Regions from separate parts of the Homo sapiens genome. Here region 2 is linked to region 1. A link is an interaction called in ENCODE POLR2A ChIA-PET data of the cell type or tissue named here. Cell type or tissue: GM12878. All regions are shown on one strand. Each heading gives the region's core, and the rest is flanking DNA. Links, peaks and the distances in the headings are about the cores only.

The links. Peaks named below come from ENCODE experiments on the same cell type or tissue, not always from the same donor. Only the 100,000 strongest peaks of a DNase experiment are listed, where the experiment ranks them.
Region 2: POLR2A ChIA-PET joins it to region 1 with 6 read pairs; 6 of 35 experiments call an interaction of 5 or more read pairs at or near these places.

What each region holds. Positions count from the first base shown.
Region 1 is chr1:181,074,647-181,083,088 of GRCh38, forward strand. No RefSeq gene overlaps it. Among named protein-coding and RNA genes, the nearest start is that of IER5, 9.8 kb to the right of the region's middle. RefSeq lists enhancers at 2,828-3,362, 3,363-3,896 and a silencer at 4,906-4,965. In GM12878, for the core only: no CTCF peak of the experiment used is centred there; no DNase peak of the experiment used is centred there; H3K27ac peaks cover 673 bases.
Region 2 is chr1:180,884,603-180,893,044 of GRCh38, forward strand. It overlaps XPR1 (xenotropic and polytropic retrovirus receptor 1), which reads left to right. Exons shown (of 15, transcript NM_004736.4): 15 at 1-5,677. Among named protein-coding and RNA genes, the nearest start is that of LINC02816, 18 kb to the right of the region's middle. In GM12878, for the core only: no CTCF peak of the experiment used is centred there; a DNase peak (open chromatin) is centred at 4,489; H3K27ac peaks cover 673 bases.

The DNA.
Region 1 (8,442 bases), core at 176-8,175:
CTCTACCAAAAATATAAAAATTAGCCGGCCATGGTGGCACATGCCTGTAGTCCCAGCTACTCAGGAGGCTGAGGCATGAGAATCACTTGAACCCAGGAGGCAGAGGTTGCAGTGAGCCAAAATGGCATCACTGCACTCCAGCCTGGGCGACAGAGCCAGACTCTGTCTCAAAAGAAAAAAAGATCTGGTTGTTTAAAAGTGTGTAGCTCCTCCCTCTGCTCTTTCTTCCTCCTTCTCTAGCCATGTAAGACATGCCTGCTTCCCCTTCACCTTCCGCCATGATTATAAGTTTCCTGAGGACTCCCCAGCCATGCTTCCTGTACAGCCTGTGGAAATGAGTCAATTAAACCTCTTTTCTTTATAAATTACCAAGTCTCAGGTAGTTCTTTATAGCAATGCGAGAATGGACTAATACAATAAGGTACATGGAAAAATCCATGGAGGTAATGAGCTCCAACTGAAGAACTGGCAGATCACTTTGGAGTAAAGACGGTATCTTAACAGTGAGCAGACCAGCCCAGTTGCTCACACCTGTAATCCCAGCACATTGGGAGGCTGAAGCAGGAGGATCCCTTGAGCCCAGGATTTCAAGACCAGCATAGGGAACACAGACTCCTGCCTCCAGAATTTTTTTTTTTAATTAGCCAGGCATGGTAGCACATGCCTGTGTCTCAGCTACCCAGGAGGCTGAGGCAGAGGATCATTTGAGCCAGAGAGGTCGAGGCTGCAGTGAGCTATGATCGTGCCACTGCACTCCAACTGGGCAACAGAGTAAGACACTGTCTCAAAAAAGAAAAGAAAAGAGAACTGTGAGCACCCCCTTCTCCTTTGAGAGAGAGGGTATGGGTGTGTGGAGATGAGGACACGGCATCCTTCAGCGTCCCTGGATGCCATTTCTGGCACAGCTGGCAGGGTTGGAATGCTGCTCACCTCTCATTGTGTGCTTCCAGAAGAGATGAGGAACCATGACAATACCCAGACCAGCCACAGGTTTTCTGAACAGAAAAGAAAGAACCAAGCTCAGTATTTCAGACATATATTTACAACCTTATCTTTTCTTAATCTAAAATGTTCCTGAAGAAGGACTTTTGAACCAAGACTCTCAGTTTGCAATACAACCTGATTTTGTAAACAAAAAACAAAAAACAAAAACCTCCAGAAATGCTCAGGATATTAAGTGACACAGAACTACAAAGAATAGTCTGTAGAATTAATGTGCTAATGAGGTACTGACACAGCTTTGCTCAGGATTAACACATTCAGGAGCCAACCAATTAACTGTCCTTTCTAATACCTCCCAGGCAAATTTCTGCGTTCAAAACTTGGTACGGCTCCTGGCCTATGTAAATCTCAGCTCCCATACACATTTTTTTTTTTTTTTTTCTGGGCTTGACTTGTGTAGGGGGCAGGTTGGGTAAATGAATAATCTTAAAGCTAGCTGAGTGGCACATCCCAGATTGAGTTCTTGTGTCATTACACTGAATGTTGGTTATATACCTGCACAATCATGCATTTCCTTAGCATCACCTCATTCCTTCGTGGATTCACACAGCCTTTCCCTGACCCTGCTCTGGGTCAGAGCAGAAGCCATGTTCGCTGGGCTTCTATTTTGCCAACTGTTCGTTGCTGACCTTCCTCCCTACTTAATATCCATGTATCATGCAGAGTCCTTGCCAAAGTAAAAAGAAGGTAAGCATCTCTGGATCCAAACGTCTAACAGTTGAGTCAGCCACAGACACTTTTAAAGGAGGATCTTTTGGAAATATCACACCACATATATATTTCTATTCCTCTCTCCTTATTTTAAGAGCCCTTCCAAGGTCTCCAAAAATATCTCTTCTCTTCATGAGGTTTTTTTCTTCTTTAAGATGTTTCAGAGTCAAGACTGGGAAAGACAATGTCGTAAAACGTTTTATATTTGCATCACTATACAGAGCTCCTCCATTCCCTTTTCTGGAAACCTCCTTCTGAAGGGACAATAGCTGGTTTTCTTCTCTAAATCATTAATTCAACAAATGTGCACTGAGAGTAACCCTGTGCATGCCATCTATTGCGCTAGGTGCTGAAGAGGAGATACGAGGAGCAAGTCCTGTTGGAACATCAAAGTTAACAGGATTTCTCCATTTTGCCTACCTGTCAGAAGAAAGCTTGCCAATTTTATACTTCCTTTTCTGGCTATTGGGTGAAAAGGAGATGATTTATGAGTATTCCAAATGTCTTCCTCCTCTATCTAATTTCTCCATCCGTTCATCCATCCACTCACCCCAACACTTTAAAGGGCCCTTCCAACTTCAGTGCTTCCTTTGGACCAAGTACTATGCTAGGCACTGAGGATACACACAGGGCAAGACCTGCCCTCTGCCCCCAGGGAAGTCCCAGTCCAGAGGGACACAGTTGTATGATCAAGACACAGTTGTATGATTCACGTAGGAACTAGAATGTCATTGCTAGAGTAGAGGTATGCACACAATGCTAAGGAATCAAGATCGTAGTTTTGAGCAGCTGAGGCTGATTGTGGATTCATTCATAAAACAGATTTCTTTTTGTTGTTGTTGTTGATGGCTGCTTTAATTCCCTTTAGGTATATTGCAAGGAAATTTAGAAACAGCAAAATCCAGATTCCAATTTGATATGTATAATCTGTTGATACTTTGGGGGCACGGTTTGGTCCTTCCATTTCTCCATGGTCCTTCTTCACCTGCGGCTCTGGACCTTCTCAAAGGCGTGCTGTGGGTCTGTTCCCCTCGTTCAGCTCATTGTGTGCTTTCCCTTCCCATCCACATCCCCAGTCATGATAGGAGACATTTCAGGACCCACAGAGCCTGGGCTGGCAGTACCAGTTGACAAGGAGGAGTGTGAGAGGGAGTCTTTCATAGACAATGAAGAGGAAGAAGTAAAAGTGGCAGGCGAGGAGAGCAGAAAAAGGAGAGAAGGAAACAGGGAGGAAGGACAAAGCCGACAATGAAGGAGAGGCGGCTGCAGCAGCAGTCTTGGTTCTAACCAGATCTCTTCAAGACCTGATGCTGAGCAATTTCTGTAACTGAGAATCAGGCTTATAGAAGGGCTGGCTGCAACAGTCCTTCCAAATATGGGGGCAAGGTGAAGCAGAATTGCAGGAATACCGAAGATCTGACTCACTTGCTGAGCGACATCTTAAAGGACGATTTCGCTTCAAAATTATGAAGTCAGGGGAAAGAAAACTCTCTCAGGATCCATCATGTGTTGCTTTTGGAAATTATTATTTTGGAGCACAAGCTGTTTCCTGTCTTTAAAGCCTATTATCTATTTCCCTTCCAGGTGGAGGTTGGGCTGCCTGCTAATTTAATCCCCTGGGCTTCCCCCTCTGCCTTCAAGATCTCACAGACGTTCAGGCTTCATAAAGAGGGCACTTTTGTGTCTTCCTCCCCTGAAGGCCTCCATCTACCATGGCAGCAAAGGAGCTGCTATTTTGGGAAACAGCAGCAGAGTTGGGAGGGTTGTTAATTGTTTGTCAAACCCTTCCATGGGGGGGCAAGAAAAAGAGCAGAGCAGTGCCCTTGCCTTCACTCTATTTCACTCTTGCATCTGTGAGAAGGGAGGGGAAAAGAGGACTCCTTGTCCTTTTCAGGCACAGGCACCCAAACTAATTAAAAAAAAAACAAAATTCATTCTTCTATCCAATGGAAAGACATAAACAAACATAATATTGTCCAAGAAGCCAATCAAAATAGTTTAAAAATCATTTATAACCTCAAAAACAAAACAAAAACAGCCAAGCAAAAACCCTTCATAACAGAAATGAAACACCAGGGGTTTTGCCGTCCATTCTGATCAAACCACCGCAGCCAAACTGACTAAGCAGATCCCCAAGCCCCGCCAACACCCCACTGACACACATGAAAACAATTCTAGCCAGGCACACTAACGGGATAATTCACCATGACACACACTCACCCCATCACAGCACAGACAAGTTCAAAATCAAACAGAAAAAGTCCCAGACTAAGAAAAAGCTACTCGGGACTGTGACCTCAGAGGCCCCCATGTGATTCTAAGACTTTCCAAGAGTTAGGTGAGCCCCTGAAGGAAATGGGTGGGAAGGGGCAAAGACCGGGAACCCAAATCTTATGCTTCTTTTTTTTTGAGACAGGGTCTCGCTCTGTTGCCCAGGCTGGAGTGTAGTGATGTGATCTGGGCTCACTGAAACCTCTGCCTCCCAGGTTCAAGCAATTCTTGTGACTCAGCCTCCAGAGTAACTGGGATTACAGGCATGCGCCACCACACCCGGCTAAGTTTTGTATTTTTAGTAGAGACGGGGTTTCACCATGTTGGCCAGGCTGATCTCAAACTCCTGGGCTCAAGTGATGTGCCTGCCTTGGCCTCCCAAAGTGCTGGGATTATAGGTGTAAGCCACCGCACAGGCCAAAATCTTATGCTTCTTAATAGGGCAACACCACCAATCACTTTATAACTACTTGGTTTTCTTCCTAGACCAATGCTCATGTGGAAGCATGGCTAATCCTACTTGACATTTTTTTTTTTTGAGACGGAATTTCACCCTTGTTGCCCAGGCTGGAGTACAGTGGTGCGATCTCCGCTCACTGCAACCTCTGCCTTCCAGGTTCAAGCAATTCTCCTGCCTCAGCCTCCCAAATAGCTGGGAATACAGGTATGAGCCACTGTGCCCAGCTACATTTTTTTTTAATACAATGATCTTTCAGCATTTTCAGGAAACTCCAAATGGAATGATCTCTTATTAATAGAGGAGTTGGGCTCAGAGAACTATGTAAGTGATAATGATAAAGGGAAGGATATGAGAGAATGCCTATTTTACATTTTTCCTCAAAAGAGCTCAGACTGCCTTATAAACACAAATCTACTAATCCGCCACACACTAGCTCCTGGTTAGCCAGCAGATCTGAAACTTCCTTTTGCACTGGAGGATGTGTTTGTATAAATACTTACTCAGAATTTGCTTAGTCAAAATGAGCATACGATGGGTTAGTGATTTAGGGTTTTTGAATTGAATGAACATTCATGTTAGAATTTAGATCAGCTGTGTTGATCTAAAGTGAACTTGACTAATGAATTAGAATATGTTCTATTAGCCACTACAGTTAGAATAGGAGGAGGGGGAAGGGGGCAAGATTTTCTTATTGGCTGAAAGAAATATATAGGTGGTCCCTAAATGAGCTGCTGATACCCTGCAAGGTTTTCAGTGCATCAGTAATCCACAATAAACGTTTAATCAGAACAGAGTGGGCAAGCAATTAGCTCAGTGATAAAAATCACACATTTGTAAACACCATGGCAGGAAAAGGAAACTGTTTAAAATCAACTTATTTTTTGTGAAAAATAGCTTTTATAGGGAAATGGTATAATGTAGAATCATGAAAAATTACGAGCTAGGCTAAGATAAAATGTATTTGCAGTAATATTTGGTTAATCTACCACTAGAATAATTTATGTCAAGTACCTTTTTTATCCTCTAGTTGGCTGCGTTTAAATATTCTGGCCTCAAATTTTAGGAACCCATTAATTAATCCATTTATTCAATAGTCATTCATCCCCTGATACAAACATAGCAATATTCAGGGTGCTGGTTACAGGGAGCGCAGGATGCAAAAAAGTGTAATGGAGCATCTCCCAGCACTTTTTTTATTTATTTTTCGAGACAGAGTCTTGCTCTGTAGCCCAGGCTGGAGTGCAGTGGTGTGATCTTGACCCCACCTCTCCAGTTCAAACGATTCTTGTGCCTCAGCCTCCCGAGTGAGTAGCTGGGATTACCAGCATGTGTCACCACACCCGGCTAATTTTTGTAATTTTAGTAGAGACGGGGTTTCACCACGTTGGCCAGGCTGGCCTTGAACTCCTGACCTCAGGTGATCTGCCCGCCTTGGCCTCCCAAAGTGCTGTCTCCGAGCACTTAATGCTATTTGGAAATGAGAACTATATCCACATAAAAGTTAAGTAATATGAGTAAACAAAATATAATACAAAACAGAAATATAAGGGATACCACAAGATAGTGAGTGCTACTGTGGTTTTAAGTAACAAACAACTGTTGGATTATGAGAGAGAGAGTGTGTGTGTGAGCACACAATAAGCATCAATGGGCACAGAAGACTTCCTGGAGGAAGTGATGTGCAGAATTTGGGCGGGAGGGAAGATGATTTCTTCTTTAAGAAACTAGATGAGATATATACTTTTTTTTTTCTTTTTTTGAGACAGAGTGTCGCTCTTGTTGCCCAAGCTGGAGTGCAATGGCGTGATCTGGGCTTACTGCAACCTCTGCCTCCTGGGTTCAAGCGATTTGCTTCTGGAGCAGCTGGGATTACAGGCACGCACCACCACGCCTAGCTAATTTTTGTATTTTTAGTAGAGACAGGGTTTCACCATGTTGGTCAGGCTGGTCTCGAACTCCTGAGCTCAGGTGATCCACCCGCCTCAGCCTCCCAAAGTGCTGGGATTACAGGTCTGAGCCACCGCACTCGGCCAAGATATATACTTTTGATTAGATCTGTCTAGCTGAGAAAGAGGGCATTTATGTTGTTCAGGATAGTAGAAAGGTTGGAAAGATTAGCCTAGGTTCATAGAATCATAGAATTTTGGACCTAAAATGATTCTAAAACAATCAGCTAGGACACCAGTTCTCAAATGTGGATGCACGTTGTAATTACTCACGGAGCTTTTAAAAATTTCAGTGCTGGGTTTCACCCCAGAGACTGATTTAACTGATCTGGGTGAGGCCTGGGTGTCTGGAAGTTTAAAAGTTCCCCAGGTGATTCTAACGTACAGCCTTAGTTTGAGGTCTACTGATTTAGTCCAACTCCCCAGTTTTATGAGAAAAGGACCACCTTCAAATTTGCTGACACACAGCTGGTAAGAGCTGCCAGGACACCCAATGAGCCCCAGCTCTATGCACCACTCTCGGTTGTTTGTCTTTGACAATGTATTGTGTAGTACTCTGGAGACCACGCCAGAGAATTGGATTTTTGCCATAAAAGGTCATGGGAAGCCACTGAGGGTTTTTGTGCAGGAAAATGGCACATTAAAAACAAATGGTCCTGCAACTTCTAGAAAGACATCAGAATTGAAAGGAATAAATGCACCCTAACAACCCAGGGGATTGATGTTATCCATGTAAATACTCCTCTGAAATTTAAGTTTTCATGTTTATATTTTGAATTAAAAACTAATATTGTGATAATTTCTATGTCATGGCATTCAAATAAGGAGAACTGTGCTCCTCGAACTTGTGGTTGTCTGTTTAGAAAGAACTTTCTTCTGGCCAATTAGTTCTGTTGTTTACATTTTTCTTTGATTTTCTCCTTAACTCTACAACTATCTAAGTGTTTTATGTTTCATTTCTTTTAAAATTTATCTTTTCTGTCCTTTCCCTCTTCCCCAATCAAGGACATTTGTTAATTGCCCACAATATGCTCATGCATATTTATATGTCTACACCTCCCTCTCCCCTTATTGTCCCCAGGGCAGTATTGTCCAATAGAAATATAATTTGAGCCACATATGTAAAATTTTATAAACAGATTAAATTAATATTAATAATCTATTTTATTTAACCCAATATATCTAAATTATATAATTTCAACATATAGCCATTATAAAAATACAAATGAGATATTTTACATTCTCTTTTTCATCCTATGTCTTTGAAACCTGCTGTGTATTTTACGGTTACAGCACATATCAACTGAGATGCTAGATTTTCAAAATTCAAAAACATGACACAATAAGATTGGGTTTCAGGGAACACGTATTCTGCTTCAATTTTTAAATTTAAATGGATTAAAATTACATAAAACGTAAAATGCAGTTCCTCAGTTGTACTTAACACATTTCATGTGCTCACTAGCCACATGTGGCTAGTAGCCAATGTAGTGAACAGCACAGGTCTAGGGTTTTATATGGTGGTGTTTTCTCATTCTGCAGCTTGATAGGATCCTAGGCTCATTTTAATGAGTTTGATTGCTCTACCCTTATTGAAGAATCTGTTTTCCTTAGGAGTCTTAAAGGAGACAGAATCTGAAAAAGTTGATCATAAAAACAATTTAAGGTTCTCTAGTGGCCGGTGCAGTGGCTCACGCCTGTAATCCTAGCATTTTGGGAGGCTAAGGCAGGCAGATCACTTGAGGTCGGGAATTCAAGACCAGCTTGGCCAACATGGTGAAACCCTATCTCTACTAAAAATACAAAAAAATTAACCAGGTGTGGTGGCGCACGCCTGTAATCCCAGGGAGGCTAAGACACAAGAATCTCTTGAACCCAGGACGCAGAGGTTGCAGTAAGCTGAGATCCCACCACTGTACTCCAGCCTGGGTGACAGAGCAAGACTCTGTCTAAAAAACAAAAACAAAAACAAAACAAAAACCAAAAAACAGAAAAAACAAAAAACAATTTAAGGTTATCTGAACAAAGATTCAAAATTTAGTACAAGAAGGT
Region 2 (8,442 bases), core at 130-8,129, 190 kb before region 1:
TTTTAATTTGATGTAACTTTTCTTATTTTGGGAAGGGTTGCTGGGTGGGTGGGAAATATGATGTATTTGTTACACATAGTTTTCTCATTATTTATGAAACTTAACCATACAGAATGATATAACTCCTGTGCAATGAAGGTGATAACAGTAAAAGAAGGCAGGGGAAACTTACGTTGGATGACATTTATGAGGGTCAGTCCCACATACCTCTTTCAGGAGACAACTTGCACCAGTTTGACCTTTTCTTTTCTTTGTTTTTATTTTAAGCCAAAGTTTCATTGCTAACTTCTTAAGTTGCTGCTGCTTTAGAGTCCTGAGCATATCTCTCATAACAAGGAATCCCACACTTCACACCACCGGCTGAATTTCATGGAAGAGGTTCTGATAATTTTTTTAACTTTTTAAGGAACAGATGTGGAATACACTGGCCCATATTTCAACCTTAACAGCTGAAGCTATGCCTTATTATGCATCCACATGTATGGTCCCTGTAGCGTGACCTTTACTAGCTCTGAATCAGAAGACAGAGCTATTTCAGAGGCTCTGTGTGCCCTCACTAGATAGTTTTTCTTCTGGGTTCAACCACTTTAGCCAGAATTTGATCAAATTAAAAGTCTGTCATGGGGAAACTATATTTTTGAGCACATGGAACAAATTATACTTCCTCATTCATATTATGTTGATACAAAAGACCTTGGCAGCCATTTCTCCCAGCAGTTTTAAAGGATGAACATTGGATTTCATGCCATCCCATAGAAAACCTGTTTTAAAATTTTAGGGATCTTTACTTGGTCATACATGAAAAGTACACTGCTTAGAAATTATAGACTATTATGATCTGTCCACAGTGCCCATTGTCACTTCTTTGTCTCATTTCTTCCCTTTGTTCCTTAGTCATCCAAATAAGCCTGAAAACCATAAGAGATATTACTTTATTGAATATGGTTGGCATTAAATTTAGCATTTCATTATCTAACAAAATTAATATAAATTCCAGGACATGGTAAAATGTGTTTTAATAACCCCCAGACCCAAATGAAAATTTCAAAGTCAATACCAGCAGATTCATGAAAGTAAATTTAGTCCTATAATTTTCAGCTTAATTATAAACAAAGGAACAAATAAGTGGAAGGGCAGCTATTACCATTCGCTTAGTCAAAACATTCGGTTACTGCCCTTTAATACACTCCTATCATCAGCACTTCCACCATGTATTACAAGTCTTGACCCATCCCTGTCGTAACTCCAGTAAAAGTTACTGTTACTAGAAAATTTTTATCAATTAACTGACAAATAGTTTCTTTTTAAAGTAGTTTCTTCCATCTTTATTCTGACTAGCTTCCAAAATGTGTTCCCTTTTTGAATCGAGGTTTTTTTGTTTTGTTTTGTTTTCTGAAAAAATCATACAACTTTGTGCTTCTATTGCTTTTTTGTGTTTTGTTAAGCATGTCCCTTGGCCCAAATGGAAGAGGAAATGTTTAATTAATGCTTTTTAGTTTAAATAAATTGAATCATTTATAATAATCAGTGTTAACAATTTAGTGACCCTTGGTAGGTTAAAGGTTGCATTATTTATACTTGAGATTTTTTTCCCCTAACTATTCTGTTTTTTGTACTTTAAAACTATGGGGGAAATATCACTGGTCTGTCAAGAAACAGCAGTAATTATTACTGAGTTAAATTGAAAAGTCCAGTGGACCAGGCATTTCTTATATAAATAAAATTGGTGGTACTAATGTGTATCCAGAGACATTTGAATTATTAACTTTATTCTTTATTAGTGAATCTCTATGATGGCACACATAAAATCTTACAGTTGACTTCTGCTGTTTGAATTCCCCAGTGTTTTTACATTAATGTATCCTATGGCCAGTTTAGTCTTTCTTCAACTGTTACAGTTCTAGGCCCTAATCGGTCTTATTCTTTCACATATGATGCAATGATAGATGTAATCCTTTTCTGAAGTGTTTGTCGGATTGGCATAGTCTATTCAAAAATAAGGCTTATGTAACTTTCAGCTTGCTATGTGACAGAAGTTTAAATGTGTATTTAAGTACACAGCTTTATGTTCCTCTTAAAGCTGTAAAGAGAAAAGAGGACTTTTCCTCATCAAGAGAGCTTGGGAGACAAAGCATACATTTAATTTTTTTCTTTCAAAAAAGGCAATGTGCACTTTCCTCTCCTAAATTTTATATGCCCTAGCAGTTGCGAATGTTGTGTCCACCTTACAATTTGATTGGAGGCTCCCATACACTGAAACTCTCAATAGAATTCTTAAAAATGAACATCAGCTGGGCGCAGTGGCTCACGTCTGTAATCCCAGCACTTTGGGAGGCCAAGGTGGGCAGATCACGAGCTCAGGAGTTCGAGACCAGCCTGACCAACATGGTGAAACCCCGTCTCTACTAAAAATACAAAAATTAGCTGGGCGTGGTGGCGCATGCCTGTAATCCCAGCTACTCAGGAGACTGAGGCAGGAGAATTGCTTAAACCTGGGAAGCAGAGGTTGCAGTGAGACTAGATCATGCCACTGCACTCCACTGCCACTGCCTGGGCAACAGAGCAAGACTCCATCTCAAAAACAAACAAAAAAAATCACAGACTCATTTTAAAGGAGCAGCAACCTAACCAAATACAAACTTCATTTGATTTTAGGTTTAGAAATTCTAGTTTTATTTTGGAGAATCACTCAGTTTTTAATATCAATTAAAATAGTCCTCAAAGGAATGAAGAGGAAGTCTAAATAAATGAATAAAACTCATTTTTCATTTTATGGTAGTATAGAAAGCATTGATGTGTGTAGAGAAATTAAAAGACAAGAGTGGTTTACTGTCTATGCACAAATGAGTGCCTATATTTAAGGCTGCCTATACCATTACAGTGGCGTAATTGGTGATTTCATAGCATACAGAGAAACAATGAAATCAAAGATTAAATCATTAGGTTATGATGGTCATTTGTAAGATTGGAAAGTAGTCAAAAACCCATGTGCAACTTTTTTTCAGCACTCTACCATTAGGCTCCTTAGGCAAGCTGCTTAACTTCCGTCAGAAGCAAAGGTGTGGGAGAACACCATTCACCTCAGTAGTAACTTATAAAAACCGTTTAAAGAAGGAAAATGGGCCCCAGCCCCTAGGATCCCTGACTTCCTGATATTCTAAACATGAGAGTTCTGTGACTTTAACTGAGCTCTTTACCAGAAGTAACGTGTTGATGTATATTATCTTTCCACCATGCTTTGACCAAAGTACATTCACAGTAACTAGAGAAAGCAGATCATCCATTTCTGGATAGGTGAACTACGGCAAGGTAAGAACAGAAAAAAGTAAAGTAGTATTGAGTCATGCAGGTATCAGATTAACAGACATTCATTGAAGATAAGTGAAATAACTTTGGAGATAGCAGAGAAGAGCAAGAAGATGTTGGACGTTGGCAGTAAGCCGCAGCAAGGCAGTTAGGAAAGTACGTGAGCCTGATGACGCGAAGGTGATGCCTCCATCTGTCCGCTTAGTGGTTATTAAATTGCTGGGAAAGACCTGCCTTTATTTTCCTATCATCTTTTCCCCATTACTTTGCATTATTCAGGAAATAATTATTTATTCCCAAATGCAGTTTTCTAAGCAGTGACCACAAAAATTTCTTATTCTAAGGAAAATAATTAAGAAAATAACCCTATCTGTGGCATTGTTTTAAAATGTGGGATACAAATCTGGTAAGCAGATTTCAGGTCATTATTGTTTTCTTTTAATGGTTTACATGAAATTTTCCTCTCAAAAAACAAGTACCTCTTACTGTATAACATTTGAGTTTTTAAAATTGAGATAGCTTCTGAGAGAAAAAAAGAAAGTTGAATTTGTAGCTCTCTCAACTACAAAATCACCACACTTTTCTCAAATCTAATAGGAATTCAGTGTCATTACAGATACGGTCTCTAGTGACCAGGTGAAGACAATTGAAGCTTTGGTAGAACTTCTGCAAAAGTTAGGTAAAGAAGAATAAATCCAATTTATCAGCTTTGTTCATATTCTTTTTCTGAGTGATCTAAATTTTTCTTGCTTGTGATCATTAGCTAAGACAAGGAGTGTTAAAGGTTTTCTAAATGCAAACACATACGTTTCTGCATTTCAGAAGTCAGTCTTGATAGTAAATCCTACAAACTCTCAACTTTCTGCATTGTATTTTAAGTCTATACAATGTTAGAGCACATGGTAATGTGGGACAGAGTTGATTATATGATAGCATGAGAAATTTGCACTGGTTGGTGTTACAAACCAATGATCTAACCAGCATACTCTCCAAATATGAAAAAGTAAAAACATCTCATTAGGTTTGGAAGAGCCTAAGGTAGTCCATACAGGAAGTTTGCCTGAGAACAGAGAGGAGCCTGTTGATTGGCATGGCTCATGATGCCTTTCTTGTATGAATTATCAAAACTGATACTGAGTTGCCCCTAGAAAACAGCCTTCCAGAATATGTTTGCTTATTTATGGTGGAAGAGGAAGTGAGAACAAGATGAGAGTTTCCCTTAAAGTGAGGAGAATCATTATACAACTTTGCAACTGAAGTATGTTTCCTTGTAGCAAACCTTTGGTTTATTTTATCGTCAAATCAAAGCCACCCTCAGTTTTTTGTATGGTGCCATCAACCTAAGGAGGACAATCAAATAACCTATTGTTTGCCTTGGATTCAGTATATCTACTAAGTACACAGTCTCGTATACCTTCAAACCAGTTACTTGACTAAACTTCCACCATATTACCTTAGTTCTTCCTATGCCCTTTCCTCTGTGCCACCACAAATCAGAGGGAAAGACTGCAGTACTTCTAGAAAGTTGTGGACTTCTAAGAAAGAGCCAGGCTTCCATCTCACTATCCCTTGATCATTATCTCTGAAGTCCCTACCTGCACTTCCCTGATTGCCCTGTAGCAACACCAGCATGGTGGGAATTGGAGGGAAAGATTGTGGAAAATCCCTAAAGGGTCATTGTTCATGACGTTATTTTGAATTGTAAAATTGTGAGCCACTCACATTTCAATTACAAAAAGAACAGAACTCTTAATCACGTTGTGAAGATTAATTTCTTGCCATTTTCTGGATTAGCACAGAAGCTTGTATCAATGAAGAGTATTTAGGAGGGGAATAGGGGGAAAATTGTATTTTTCTGTTCAAACTCTCTCCTTCTATTTGTGTTTCCTTCACCCCTCTCCCTCCACCACACTGTGTTGGTCAAATGATACTATTCTATGAAACCCTGAGCTATAGTTGTCAAAAGTAACTATGGATTGTGATTAGTCCTCTGTGGGTGCTTCCTTCCCTCTTTTTTCTCCCTCACTCTCTTTCTCAGTCTCCACTCTGGTAAATGGAAAAGGTGATGTCGAAGAATTGATGCTTGCTTGGACTCATGTTGTATCTGTGACTATGCTATTAGCTGTCTCCTTTTTCCTTCCTATATGGGTAGAATTCTTATGACTTATGAAGTTCCCTTCTTGATAAGTAGGTTAAATGCACAATGTGGTACTGTTTTATAGTTTCTAGATGGTTGTATAAAGCAAAAAGTTAATGTGGTTATGTGTTTTTAAAGAAAATAAGTGATTGGTCACTAAACTCTGTCCTTTTTTCATTATTACAATTTCTCTCTGTTTTCCAACAGTTTGCTGACTCCTTTGTCACTGGTGAATGGTTTGTGTGACTGTTTTTCTCTCTTGGTTTCTTGAATTCCTGAACATAGTTCCCCTTAGGACTAATTTTCATATGGGGTTAGGGCAAACAGACTACAGTGGTGAAATTTTTAAACTATCCTACTAAGTTAAAAGAAGTTTAAATGGCTTTTATCTTCAGGTAATATGTGAGGTGTGACTCTAAAGCAATGGGATTGTTGTAACAAATCTTTCTTTTACTCGCACAAAGAATCTCAAATATTACAAATATGAGGTGAAATGATGTGTCCAATTACATTTTGGAGAGGTGGACACTGCTATCACTGCATACCCATGCCCTGTGAGGGAACATAGGACTTTTCTGCAGAATTCCTGGACTAATTATTATTCCTTATATATATCTAGGAAAGATTACAAAATTAACTGACCCTAAGATGAATATACCCACAATGCAAAGGGAAAAATAATTTATTGACTAAAGCATCAAAGCCTTTCATCTTACTTTGGTGCCACAAACTCTGTTATTACTATATTTCTGTGTAGGCTAAATCAGAATATGATAATATGGAGTTTCCAGGCCAAAGTCAAAGATAGGATATGAATATATAAGAATCACTAGATACTCAACACCACTTTTACAATTTGATAATACATACTCAACATTTGTATGCCTATAGTATTTTATATTTTTCCAAATATGTAGCATCTCAGAAATATGTAGATTAATGAGTCATCTCAGTTTGTTGAAGAGACAAAGACCTCACTAGAGCAGCAGTCCACAATCCCCGGTGGTTCTAGGAAGCCACTCTGTCTTGTATCCATCCTAGACATATCCAGAAGAATCCTTAGAGTTTTAGTGACCTGCATCTTTATATGGATAACTTTTAGTCGATATTTTTTAAGGTTATGGGAATAATGACCTATTTTATACTTTATTTCTTAAGAGATGGGGTCTTTTTCTATGTTGCCCAGGCTGGCCTCAAACTCCTGGGCACAAGTGATCCCCAAATAGCTGGGAGTACAGGCATGCACCACCATGCCTGGCTTATACTTTTTGATTGACTTCTTTTTCTAGTGTCCCACCTTTTCCCTTAGAAGAATTGTGGAGTTCCTGTATTCTTAAAAATTAATATGTGTTTATTGAGTATGTGTTAATCCTATCATATGCTAGGCATTACTTTAATACTTTTAGTTGAAGTTGGTTTTATTATCGTTAGTTTTATGGAGACAAGAAGGGAAAGGTGATAAAATTATTTCTAAACTACATACTTATCTGAAACCACTGCCAGAAAAGCTAGACCGTCCTCTTACTAGGTATCACTGCCTCAGGGTAATCTGAATTTTCTATCTCAAGTTAGAGATTACTCTTCACCCCTTCCCAAGCAGATATTAAAGTCTCTTATTCTGTTTTTTTCCTTTAAAAAGTATCAGATCTGTCAAGAGTTGTTTCTTCAGAATCTTCTATTGCCAAAAACTGTTCTTATAATCTATTTTATCATTCACTCACTTTGTCACTGATTAACATATTAGCACCAAAGTTCAACCAATGCTTACCTTTATAAAATGAAAATTTCCCCTTATTTAAATAAATTTTATATTAATTGCTTAGCTGAATGGGAATGATAGTAATAGTATTCTGCCTTGCTCTACCTAGAGCACACCTATGGCTTCCATTCTACCTATGTGAATAATCAAAGTCAAGGTATGATATTTGGCGATACATGTACTATGCTACTCTGCTTCCTTATGGTCAGTTTCTAGGTTAAGGAGAAAACCAAGTAACTCAAGAGAACAGGCAGGTAACAGAAGAGAACCAAGGAGAAGCATATTAATACTAATTCCCAAACCCTCTCCCCTTTTACTAAATTTCAAATTATCATGTATTCTAAATATCACAATATTTTATGTTGTGTGGTTGAAGTAAACAAATTTGCTTATTTGTGGTTACTCAAAGCCTGTCTTCTGACTAGATGGGCCAATACAGTTTTTAAAGTTCAGTTAATCAGGGCTTTTGTATCCCTTTGGCAAGGAAATACACAAGATAATTTAGAAACATCAGTTCTTCAAATATTATTCCTGTCGACTGTTGGATTTAAACTTTTTTTCTACACTTTCATAGATACCGTAGGAAATTTTAGCCCCTCCCTAGGCAGCCGTGGTCAAAAGACTTGCCGGGCTGGATGTGTGCCTGCTGCTAGCTATTGACCGTCCATGAGGACATAGCCTGGTTTCCTTCTGTGGCAATGCCCTAGTCTTAACCAGCCTGCAACCCTAATAGGAACACAGTTCAGAGGAAAGGAGACATCCTTTTTCCAAAGGTGCTCCACTGTCAGCAGGAGGTCACACAAAATCATATTGACTAAATGTTTTAATGCCTGGTAAATAGTTGGGGCCTAAGGAATATTTGTTAAACTGAAAGGTAACTTCAGGAGTCTATCAGTAGATGAGCTGCTGAGTAAATTTAGGAGGTTATCAGCTTTTTTGATCAACTGCTGCCTCTAACTGGTGCTTCATCACTGGTGGACTTGCCAGGCTCCTCACTTTGATCCTTGTGTGAAGTCAGGTTGTTTGAAAACTTGATTCCAATGCTGCCCTCACCAGTACTGCAATAGCAGGTGCTTCTTCATTCTGTGGACTTTGTTTTATCCCAGGGTCAGTGTAATCACAGCTGACCCTTCCTGGCTGCTGCAGGGGAGACACATCTCACATTAGTGCATGTCGTGTGGTGCCCATCCCGTGTATAGAGGAGAAAAGTAACTGGCTCTGGACACCAACAATTACTGAA